Regions from separate parts of the Homo sapiens genome. Here region 1 is linked to region 2. A link is a loop called in an ENCODE intact Hi-C map of the cell type or tissue named here. Cell type or tissue: HCT116. All regions are shown on one strand. Links, peaks and the distances in the headings refer to the core of each region. The heading gives the core; the rest is flanking DNA.

Evidence for each region. Hi-C counts contacts between places; a loop is a spot of excess contacts. Peaks named below come from ENCODE experiments on the same cell type or tissue, not always from the same donor. Only the 100,000 strongest peaks of a DNase experiment are listed, where the experiment ranks them.
Region 1: it touches region 2 in a loop (4-fold over the local background); 9 of 110 quality-filtered maps call a loop at or near these places.

Annotation. Positions count from the first base shown.
Region 1 is chr2:23,985,604-23,990,984 of GRCh38, forward strand. All of the region lies in intron 6 of UBXN2A (UBX domain protein 2A), which reads left to right. Among named protein-coding and RNA genes, the nearest start is that of MFSD2B, 22 kb to the right of the region's middle. In HCT116, for the core only: a CTCF peak has its summit at 3,002 (motif pointing right); a DNase peak (open chromatin) is centred at 3,018.
Region 2 is chr2:24,379,997-24,385,377 of GRCh38, forward strand. No RefSeq gene overlaps it. Among named protein-coding and RNA genes, the nearest start is that of ITSN2, 22 kb to the left of the region's middle. In HCT116, for the core only: a CTCF peak has its summit at 2,540; a DNase peak (open chromatin) is centred at 2,555.

The DNA of each region.
Region 1 (5,381 bases), core at 283-5,282, 390 kb before region 2:
TTTTTTTTTTTTTTGAGGCAAGGTCTCACTCTGTCACCCAGGCTGGAGTAGAGTGGCGCGAGCCACCGTGCCCAGCTGATAATGGGTATTTTTAAACATTGAATGAGGTAGGCCAGGTGCAATGGCCCATGCCTGTAATCCCAGCACTTTGAGGGGCCAAGGCAGGAGGATCACTTGAGCTCAGGAGTTCAAGATCAGCCTGGGCCATATAGTGAGACCTCGTGTCTACAAAAAAATTTTTTTAAATTAGCTGAACATGGTGATGCACATCCGTAGTCCCAGCTACTTGGGAGGAGAATTGCTTGAGCCCAGGAGGTAGAGACTGCAGTGAGCCGAATTGCACCATTACACTGCAAGCCTGGGTGACATTGAGACCCTGTCTCAAAAAATAAAAATAATCATAACAATAACAGTAATGAAGTTGGCCGGGCACGGTGGCTCACACCTGTAATCCCAGCACTTTGGGAGGCCGAGACGGGTGGATCACGAGGTCAGGAGATCGAGACCATCCTGGCTAACACGGTGAAACCCTGTCTCTACTAAAAATACAAAAAAAATTAGCCGGGCGTGGTGGTGGGCGCCTGTAGTCCCAGCTACTCTGGAGGCTGAGGCAGGAGAATGGCGTGAACCCGGAAGGCGGAGCTTGCAGTGAGCCGAGATTGCGCCACTGCACCCCAGCCTGAGCGATTGAGCAAGACTCCATCTCAAAAAATAATAATAATAATAATAGTAATAATAATGAAGTATTTTCAGTCTGTTTTAGGATTTTCATTCTCATCATTTGATTCATTTTTCTGTTTAAGTAGATGCATAATTATAAAAGAATTATTTTTAATGTTTTAAATTAGTCATTAGCATTATATGCATATCCTTCTGTCAATTATAGTGAAAGAATGAAAATACAGAAAAACATTAAAAGAAATTGAAGTTAATATGAATTCCACCACTCAGAGATAATCAATAGTATCAGTTTGATGCATTTTTCCAGTCTTTTATCTCTTCCTAAAAGCTTTTTTTTTTTTTTTGAGACGGGGTCTTCTGCCACCCAGGCTGGAGTGCAGTGGCACGATCTCAGCTCACTGCAACCTTCATCCCCCGGGTTCAAGCGATTCTCCTGCCTCAGCCTCCTGAGTAGCTGGGATTACAGGCACGTGCCACCATGCCTGGCTAATTTTTGTATTTTTAGTAGAGATGGGGTTTTGCCATATTGCCCAGGCTGGTCTCAAACTCCTGACCTCAGGTGATCCACCCACCTCGGCCTCCCAAGGTGCTGGGATTACAAGCATGAGCCACCGTGCCCAGCCTTCTTAAAAGCTTTTTTTTGGCTGGGTGTCGTGGCTCATTCTTGTAGTCCCAGCAATTTGGGAGGCTGGGGACTATTCAGGAGGCTGAGGTGGGAGAATCACCTGAGCCCCGGAGGTTGAGGCTGTGATGAGCCATGATCTCACCACTGTACCCCAGCCTGGGTGACAGAGCAAGACCCTGTCTCAAAAGGAAAAAAAAAAAGTTTGTTTTGTTTTAATTAAAAATAGAAACATGTCATATATAGCATATGTAATTTTTCTTTTTTTAAAAAAATTTTTTTTCAGGAAATGTGGTACAGATAAATAACAAATATAGGGAGAGAGTTAAAAGAATAAGAATAAAATACATATGTACCACCTACCTCAAAACATAGATTCTTATCAGTATACCTTATGTGTCTTTCTGTGATCATGTCTCTTCTTCTGTGGAAGAGGTAAATAACCACTGTCCTAAATTTGTGTTGATAATTTGCTGCTTTTATTTATAGCTTTACCTAGTATATATGTATTGCTAAAATAGACTAAATTGTTTTGCTTATTTCCAAATAATTACTCTGAATTTCAAACCAGCAAAAACTTACAGAAAAAGGACCTGGCACGGTGGCTCACGCCTGTAATCCCAGCACTTTGGGAGGCCGAGGTGAGCAGATTACGAGGTCAGGAGATGGAGACCATCCTGGCAAGCACGGTGAAACCCCATCTCTACTAAAAATACAAAAAATTAGCCGGGCGTGGTGGCAAGTGCCTGTAGTCCCAGCTACTCGGGAGGCTGAGGCAGGAGAATGGCGTGAACCTGGGAGGTGGAGCTTGCATTAAGCCGAGATCGCGCCACTGCACTCCAGCCTGGGGGACAGAACGAGACTCCATCTCAAAAAAAAAAAAAACAAAAAAAACTTACAGAAAATGTTCAAGAACAATATAAAGAACTTTTCTTGGCCAGGTGCAGTGGCTCACGCCTATAATCCCAGCATTTTAGGAGACCGAGGCAGGCAGATCACAAGGTCAGGAGTTTGAGACCAGCCTGACCAAAATGGTAAAACCCCATCTCTACTAAAAATACAAAAAATTAGCTGGCCGTCGTGGCGTATGTCTGTAATCTCAGCTACTCAGGAGGCTGAGGCAGGAGAATCACTTGAACCTGGGAGGCAGAGGTTGTAGTGGGCTGGGATCGTGCCACTGCAGTCCAGCCAGGGTGACAGAGTGAGGCTCCATCTCAAAAAAAAAAAAAAAAAGAAAGAAAAAACTTTTCTCCCTAAGCATTCAAGAGTTAGTGCCAGTCTGATGACCCATCACTTGAAATACTTAGGTATAGATTATCTGTAAACAAGGAACTTCTCCCACATAACCACAATACAGCCATTTAAATCAGGAAACTTAACCTTAATACGCTTGTATCGACTAATAGACCCTAATTCAGGGTTTTCCATTTTATCTAATACCTTCCTTTATAGCAAAAGGCCATTCAGAATTACACATTGCACTTAGTTGTCGTATCTCAGTTTGAAATAGTTCCTTGTCTTCCTTTGATTTTTATAACCTTGACTTTTTAAAATATTACAAGCCAATTTGTTTTGTTTGATGCTTCCTCATGATTATATTTAGGTCACTAATTTTGGCAGGGGTGTGACAGAACTAATGCTTTGTACCTCTCATTGTATTCCAACAGGTGGCATCATTTACATTTGTCCCATTATGATGATGTTAAATTTGACACTCGATTAAAGTGGTGTCTACCAGAGTCCTTTACTGTAAAGTTACTCATTTTCCCTTTGTAATTAATCTGTATTTAGTGGGAAGGACTTTGAAATAGGATACTTATGTTGCTCACAAGACCTCAGATTGATTGATTGATTGATTTGTGTCTATACCTACTCATAGTTTGCTATTTTATTCAATAGTTTATGAACTCTTACCATCATTATTTATTTTGATATGCACATTGTCTCAGGTACAGTTTGTGAGACGTCCTTTAAACTGATTCCTGTGTTATTTTGAAATGGTCCCATAATTCTTGAACATTTCCTTGTTTTCAGCACAAAATTTTTTTTCAAGTTCATTCTACGCTTTTCCAGGAATCCCTAGTTCTTTTTAGTGGACAGCGGTATTGACAATCCAGGATCTGGGTACTAGATATGCTTATTGCTTATCAGGATACCACTGCTTCCAGGCCCTCTGTTTGAAAAGAATTGTTTGTGTGCACACGCACACACACACACGCCAAAAAGAAAACTATTTCAAAAATTGAAGAGGGGATACTTCCAGACTCATTCTATGAGGCCAGCATTACCCTGATACCAAAATCAACAAAGACACACACAAAAAACCTATACATATACATATGTGTGTGTGTGTGTGTGTATGTATATATATGCACTTAAGTTTATATCTGTATTTATTCCTTTTTTTTTTTTTTTGAGACAGGGTCTCACTCTGTCTCCCAGGTTGGAGTGTAGTGGTATAATTACAGATCACTGCAGCCTCCACCTCCCCAGACTCAGGTGATCCTCCTCAGTTTTTATACTTTTAATAGAGAGGGGGTTTCACCCTGTTGCCTAGGCTGGTCTCAAACTCCTGGACTCAAGCGATCCACCTGCCTCGGCCTCCCAAAGTGCTAGGATTACAGGCATGAGCCACCACACCCGGCCTTATTTCTATATTTTTATATATCAAAAACCGTGAATCCACGTAGATACATCCACTTTCAGTCTGGTAGGGCCAGGCGTGGTGGCTCATACCTGTAATCCCAGCACTTTGGGAGGCCAAGGCGGGCAGATCACTGGAGCCTAGCAGTTCAAAACCAGTCTGGGCAACATGGTGAAACTCTATCTCTACAAAAAACACAAAAAGTTGCCAGACGTGGTGGCACTCACCTGTGGTCTCAGATACTCGGGAGGCTGAAGTAGGAGGATCACCTGTACCCTGGGGAGGTTGAGGCTGCAATAAGCTGTGATTGCACCACTGCATTCCAGCCTGGGCAATAGAACCAGACCTTGTCTCAAAAAATATCTATATAAGGATTGTTCTAATTTTCTCCTTTCCATATTTGTAACTAACTTCTACAGTGCAAGGCCTGGCTCCAGTTATAATTAACACATTTATTTAATCAGTTTTCCTATATGTGACCAATGTCCTTTTTCCACTGCTGCCTCCTACCCCACATGTAAGCCTTCCTCACACTGCTTGGGCTTTGACTCTCCTTGTTGAATTCCAATATGGATTCCCTCCTCTTCCTGCTAGGCTCTCTGACACATCATCACCCCAGGGCACCCCTTCACTGGAATGCCCTCTCACACTGCTTGACTTGAGGACTCTATGCCAGTGACCTCCTCTGCTTGGTAGACTGACATTCTGGGCTGCCTCTAAGATGCTCTCCTCACCACTGTCTGGTTCTGACACACTGCAGTCAACTGCTCTTCCATATGAATGCTTTTTTACTCTGCTTGGGACAACCTGCTCTGTTGTGATTTTTACTGGGCAATAGCTGACTGATTCAGCCATGTAAACTTGGACTGTTACCCATAAAGGTAGACTGAATAATTATTTTTATAATGGAAGACAGTAATCAAAAAATATTTGCAGCTGGGCGTGGTGGCTCAGGCCTGAAATCCCAGCACTTTGGGAGGCCGGGGGGGCGGGGGGGCGGATCACTTGAGGTCGGAAGTTCAAGACCAACCTGGCCAACATGGTGAAACCCCATCTCCACAAAAAATACAAAAATTAGCTGAGTGTGGTGGCCCACTCCTGTAATCCCAGCTACTTGGGAGGCTGAAGCAGGAGAATGGCTTGAACCCAGGAGGTGGAGGTTGCAGTGAGCTGAAATCACACCACTGCACTCCAGCCTGGGTGACAGAGTGAGACTCCATCTCAAAAAAAAAAAAAAAGTATTTGCTATGGCTGCACACATAAACATGGATGAGTCCCAAAAACATAATGTAGAGATAAAGCTATAGAACACATACACTATGATTCCATTCATGTCAGGTTTAAAAAAGTAAAACTGTCCTTAAAAGCTACTAAGCCATGACTACTCTTCTCCTACCCACCAGCTTGGATATTTTTCCTCACCCCACTTGGCCT
Region 2 (5,381 bases), core at 59-5,058:
GGGGATACAATCACTTTTGTAAGTTTATTTCAAGTGAGGAGCTATCAGGCACAGTGCCTGGCGCATCCCAGGCCTTCTCTACTTGTACACTGAGTAGGAAAGCACAAGGCAGTCTTAATGCTTGGCTTGCTCTGTAGTTTATTCAATTTTTGCTTTTTTGTGACACATTCTAGGGAGTCTTAGATTAAATTTAGTCATACTATTATCCAGGCTTGGTGGCTCACACCTGTAATCCCAGCACTTTAGGAGGCCGAGGCGGGTCGGCCACCTGAGGTCAGGGGTTCGAGACCAGCCTGGCCAACATGGTGAAACCCCATTTCTACTAAAAATACAAAAATTATCAGGGTGTGGTGGCACATGCCTGTAATCCCAGCTACTCAGGAGGCTGAGACAGAAGAATTGCTTGAACCTTGGAGGTGGAGGTTGCAGTGAGCCAAGATCACACCACTGCACTCCAGCCTGGGCAACAGAGGGAGACTCCGACTCAAAAAAAAAAAAAAAAAAAAGTAGGTGTATTATTTAATCTATTTTCTAGGTCTAGAAAAGCAAAGGCGCTTCAATATTTAGATACCTACTTTCTAAATCATTATGTGTATGTGTGTGTGTACACTTGTGTGTGTTTGTGTGTCTGTGTTTACTATTTCAGTCAAATGCTGTATCATCAAAGTTAGTTGTATGTGTGAAAGAGAAACTTTGGATTCTAGGTGGACAACCCACTAGATCTTTGAGAAAATATCTATAAATGGAGAATAAGAACATTAGTTACTGTTTTGCAGGCTGGAAATGTGGCCCCATTCCCTCTCTAATCTTCTGCTAAGCCAGGCAGGACTTCAAGATCAAGGCCTAGGTAAAAAGTAGGCCTCCCAGGTACTTTACCCTCAGGGTCACACTTTGATTTTACCCTAGGAAGGGTAAATAAAAAGAAAGGGAAACCAAGAGAAAAAGAGCCCTTTATCTATAAATCCTGACCAAGAGTTTCTCCTCGGCTGAACTTTAGTCATGCTCCTCTGACGGTCCTCTGCACTAGGCCTTGGCCCTGTCCTTGCTGGGCCTGCATAGCCCAGTTTCAGTGAGAATCCTGCTCAGTGACTGTAGTGATACCCTCACACCCTTGATAGCTGGCTTCTTCATCCTCCACCCACAGTGTCTAAGTCCTTGGGTTGCCTTTAGCAACAATCCTATTAAGTTTGTTTAGCAAGAATCCTCTTATCTGCTCTTAGTAATTTTCCATCCATTGACCCCCTCACTCTGCTCCTTGGCTAAAAATTCCCACTTGTCCTTGTTGGATTGAGGGTTGAGCCCAACCTCTCTCCCCAACTCCCAGACTCCATTGCAGCAGTTCCCCAGAATAAAGTCTGTCTTACTGTTCTTTAGCACAGGTCAGAATAATTTTTTCTTTTTTTTCTTGTTTTTTGAGACAGAGTCTTGCTTTGTTGCCCAGGCTGGAGTGCAGTGGTGCAGTCTCAGCTCACTGCAACCTCTGCCTCCTGGGTTCAAGTGATTCTCTTGCCTCAGCCTCCTGAGTAGCTGGGATTACAGACACACGCAACCAAGCCTGGCTAATTTTTGTATTTTTAGTAGAGATGGGGTTTCCCCATGTTGGCCAGGCTGCTCTCGAACTCCTGACCTCAGGTGATCCACCCGCCTCAGCCTCCTAAAGTGTTGGGATTACAGATGTGAGCCACCACACCTGGCCTGAATAATTTTTTCTTTAACAACCCTGACAAATCCACCCCAGGCTATCTCAGGGCTACCTCAGAGAACCACCTTTTTTTTTTTTTTTTTTTTTTGAGATGGAGTCTCACTCTGTCGCCCAGGCTGGAGTGCAGTGTCACAGTCTCAGCTCACTGCAACCTCCGCCTCCTGGGTCAAGTGATTCTTCTGCCTCAGCTTCTCAAATAGCTGGGATTACAGCCGCACGCCACCATGCCTGGCTAATTTTTGTATTTTTGTAGAGATGGGATTTCACCATGGTGGTCAGGCTGGTCTTGAACTCCTGACCGCAGGTGATCCACCCGCCTCAGCCTCCCAAAGTGCTGAAATTATAGGCGTGAGCCACTGCACCTGGCCAGAGAACCACTTTTTAAAATCCAAAGATTTATTTAATCTTATTTATGTATTTAAAGACAGGGTCTCTTTTTGTCGCCCAGGCTGGAGTGCAGTGGTGCGATCTGGGCTCACTGCAACCTCTACCTTCCGGGTTCAAGTCATCCTCCTGCCTCAACCTCCTGAGTAGCTGGGATTACAGGCGCCCACCACCGCGCCTGGCTAATTTTTGTATTTTTAGTAGAGATGGGGTTTCACCATTTTGGCCAGGCTGGTCTCGAACTCCTGACCTCAAGTGATCTGCCCTCCTCGGCCTCCCAAGGTGCTGGCATTTCAGGCGTGAGCCACTGCGTCCGGCCAAAATCCAAAGATTTAAATAGGAACAAGCAGGAAAGGAAAGTCCATGGGTGAGCAAATGCTTCCAATCTCTTAGGTCCTTACATTCTTGTTAAACTTCACCCTTAGCAATAATTAAGCCCCAAAGTCTCCTTGACGTGTATATTTTTTTCCCACAGCAAAGGCGTTAGTGTGAGGAAATCCTTGTGCTCCCCCTAGAGGTTAGAGGGCGCATCCAGCACGTCCTGGCAAAGTGTGTGTGGATGGCGCAGGGTGGGTGGGGTGGGGGGATGCTTGTTGTTTTACTATTAAAGTCAGGAAATCAAGGGTTTTGCATTCTCTCTCCAGGGAGCTTTGCAGAGTACCAGAAATGTCTTGTCTGCACCTTCATGCGGTTTATTTTTCAGTCTTTGCTTGTTCTCCACCTGGGACTCATGAAATCGGTAGTTCTGCCCCTTTACAAGTGTTCCTTTGATGTAATACCCAGGGAGCCAGAGAACTAGGTCAGGACATTCTATCAAGTACAATCCAAGTATTTTTCCAAGTGGACCACCTGCATAAAAATATCCTGAAGAGTTTGTTTAAGATGAAGAATTCTGGGCCCCACCCCACAACCTTCTGAATTGGCATTTCTGGAGGTGAGGCAATTCTTATGCACATTAAGGTTTAAGAACCACTGCTGTACCCTACTTGAGAAGGAATTTCTCCCTTCTATATCTTGTTTAAAATTATGCTGTAGGATGCTATAATCAAACCCATCAGACAGGGTTACAGATCTAATGAGCCCAATAGAAAGATAACATAAGATGCTAGTCTTTCACTCTGAAAACAGAACCCAGCGGGCAAATCACAAGGTCACGAGTTTGAGACCAGCCTGGCCAACATTGTGAAACCCTGTCTCTACTAAAAATACAAAAAATTATCTGGGCATACTGGCGGGCACCTGTAATCCCAGCTACTTGGGAGGCTAAGGCAGGAGAATCACTCGAACCTGGGAAGCAGAGGTTGCAGTGAGCTGAGATCGCACCACTGCATTCCAGCCTGGGTGGCAGAGCGAGACTCTGTCTCAAACAAAAACAAAAACAACAAAAAACTCTTCCCAATTCAATCCCGTGAATCTAAATCCTCAAATATGTAGAAAATGCTTGTCTCTTTTTTTTTCCTTTTTAAAAAAATTTCTCCCATTTTTAAAATGTTTTCATTGTTGTGGGTACTTAGTAGGTATATATTGGGTTACATGAGAATTTTTTTAAATTTTATTATTATTATACTTTAAGTTTTAGGGTACATGTGCACAATGTGCAGGTTTGTTACATATGTATACATGTGCCATGTTGGTATGCTGCACCCATTAACTCGTCATTTAACATTAGGTATATCTCCTGATGCTATCCCTCCCCCCTCCCCCCATCCCACAACAGTCCCCGGAGTGTGATGTTCCCCTTCCTGTGTCCATGTGTTCTCATTGTTCAATTCCCACCTATGAGTGAGAATGTTGCCCAGGCTGGAGTGCAGTGGCGTGATCTTGGCTCACTGCAACCTCTCCTCCCAAGTAGCTGGGACTATGGGCAGTGCCACCACGCCTGGCTAATTTATGTGTTTTTAGGAGAGACAGGGCTTTGCCATGTTGGCCAGGCTGGCCTCAAGTGATCCACCTGCCTGGGCCTCCCAAAGTGCTGGGATTACAGGCGTGAGCCACCGCACCAGGCCTAAAAATTATTATTTTAAAAAGATGACCGTGCCCAGCCTACATGAGATGTTTTGATACAGGCATGCAATGCATAATAATCACATCAGGGTAAATTAAGTATTCGTCACCTCAAGCCTTTATCCTTTGTGTTACAAACAATCCAATTATACTCTTTTAGTTTTTTAGATTTTATTTTATTTTTTGAGATGGAGTCTCACTGTGTCGCCTGGGCTGCCTGCAACCTCCGCCTCCTGGGTTCAAGTGATTCTCATGCCTCAGTCTCCCGGGTAGCTGGGATCACAGGCATGCTCCACCACACCTGGCTAACTTTTCTATTTTTAGTAGAGACAGGGTTTCGACACGTTGGCAAGTCTGGTCTCAAACTCCTGACCTCAAGCCATACACCCGCCTTCCAAAGTGCTGGGATTACAGGCGTAAGCCATCATGCCCAGCCTCTTTTAGTTATTTTTAAATGTACAATTAAATTATTTTGGGGCTGGGTGCAGGGGCTCATGCCTGTAATCCTAGCAGTTTGGGAGGCCAAGGCAGAAGGATCACTTGAGCCCAGGAGCTCGAGACCAGCCTGGGCAACGTAGCAAGACCTCGTCTCTACAAAAAAATAAACACAATTAGCTGGATGTGGTGGTGTGTGCCTGTAGTCCCAGCTACTTGGGAAGCTAAGGTGGGAGGATCACTTGAGCCCAGGAGGTAGAGGCTGCAGTGAGCTATGATCACACACCACTCCACTCCAGCCTGGGTGACAGAGTGAGACCCTGTTGAAATATATATATATATATATATTTTTTTTTTTTTTTTTACCATAGTCATCCTGTTGTGCCAGCAAATTCTAGCTCATTTATTCTTTCTAAACTTTTTTTTTTTTTTGAGATGGAGTTTCACTCTTGTCCAGGCTAGACTGCAAATGGCATGATCTCGGCTCACTGCAATCTCCACCTCCCAGGTTTGAGCGATTCTCCTGCCTCAGCCTCCCAAGTAGCTGGGATTACAGGCACCTGCCACCACACCAGCTAATTTTTTTTTTTTTTTTTTTTTTTGGTATTTTTAGTAGAGACAGGGTTTCACCATGTTGGCCAGGCTGGTCTTGAACTCCTGACCTCAGGTGATCCACCCTCCTCGTCCTCCCAGTGCTAGGATTACAGGCATGAGCCACTGTGCCCTACGCTTTCTAAACATTTTTGTACCCCTTAACCATCATCTCTTTCCCTCTGCCCACCAACCCTCCAGCCTCTGGTAACCATCCTTCTACTCTCTATGTCCATGAGTTCAATTGTGTTGATTTTTAGATCCC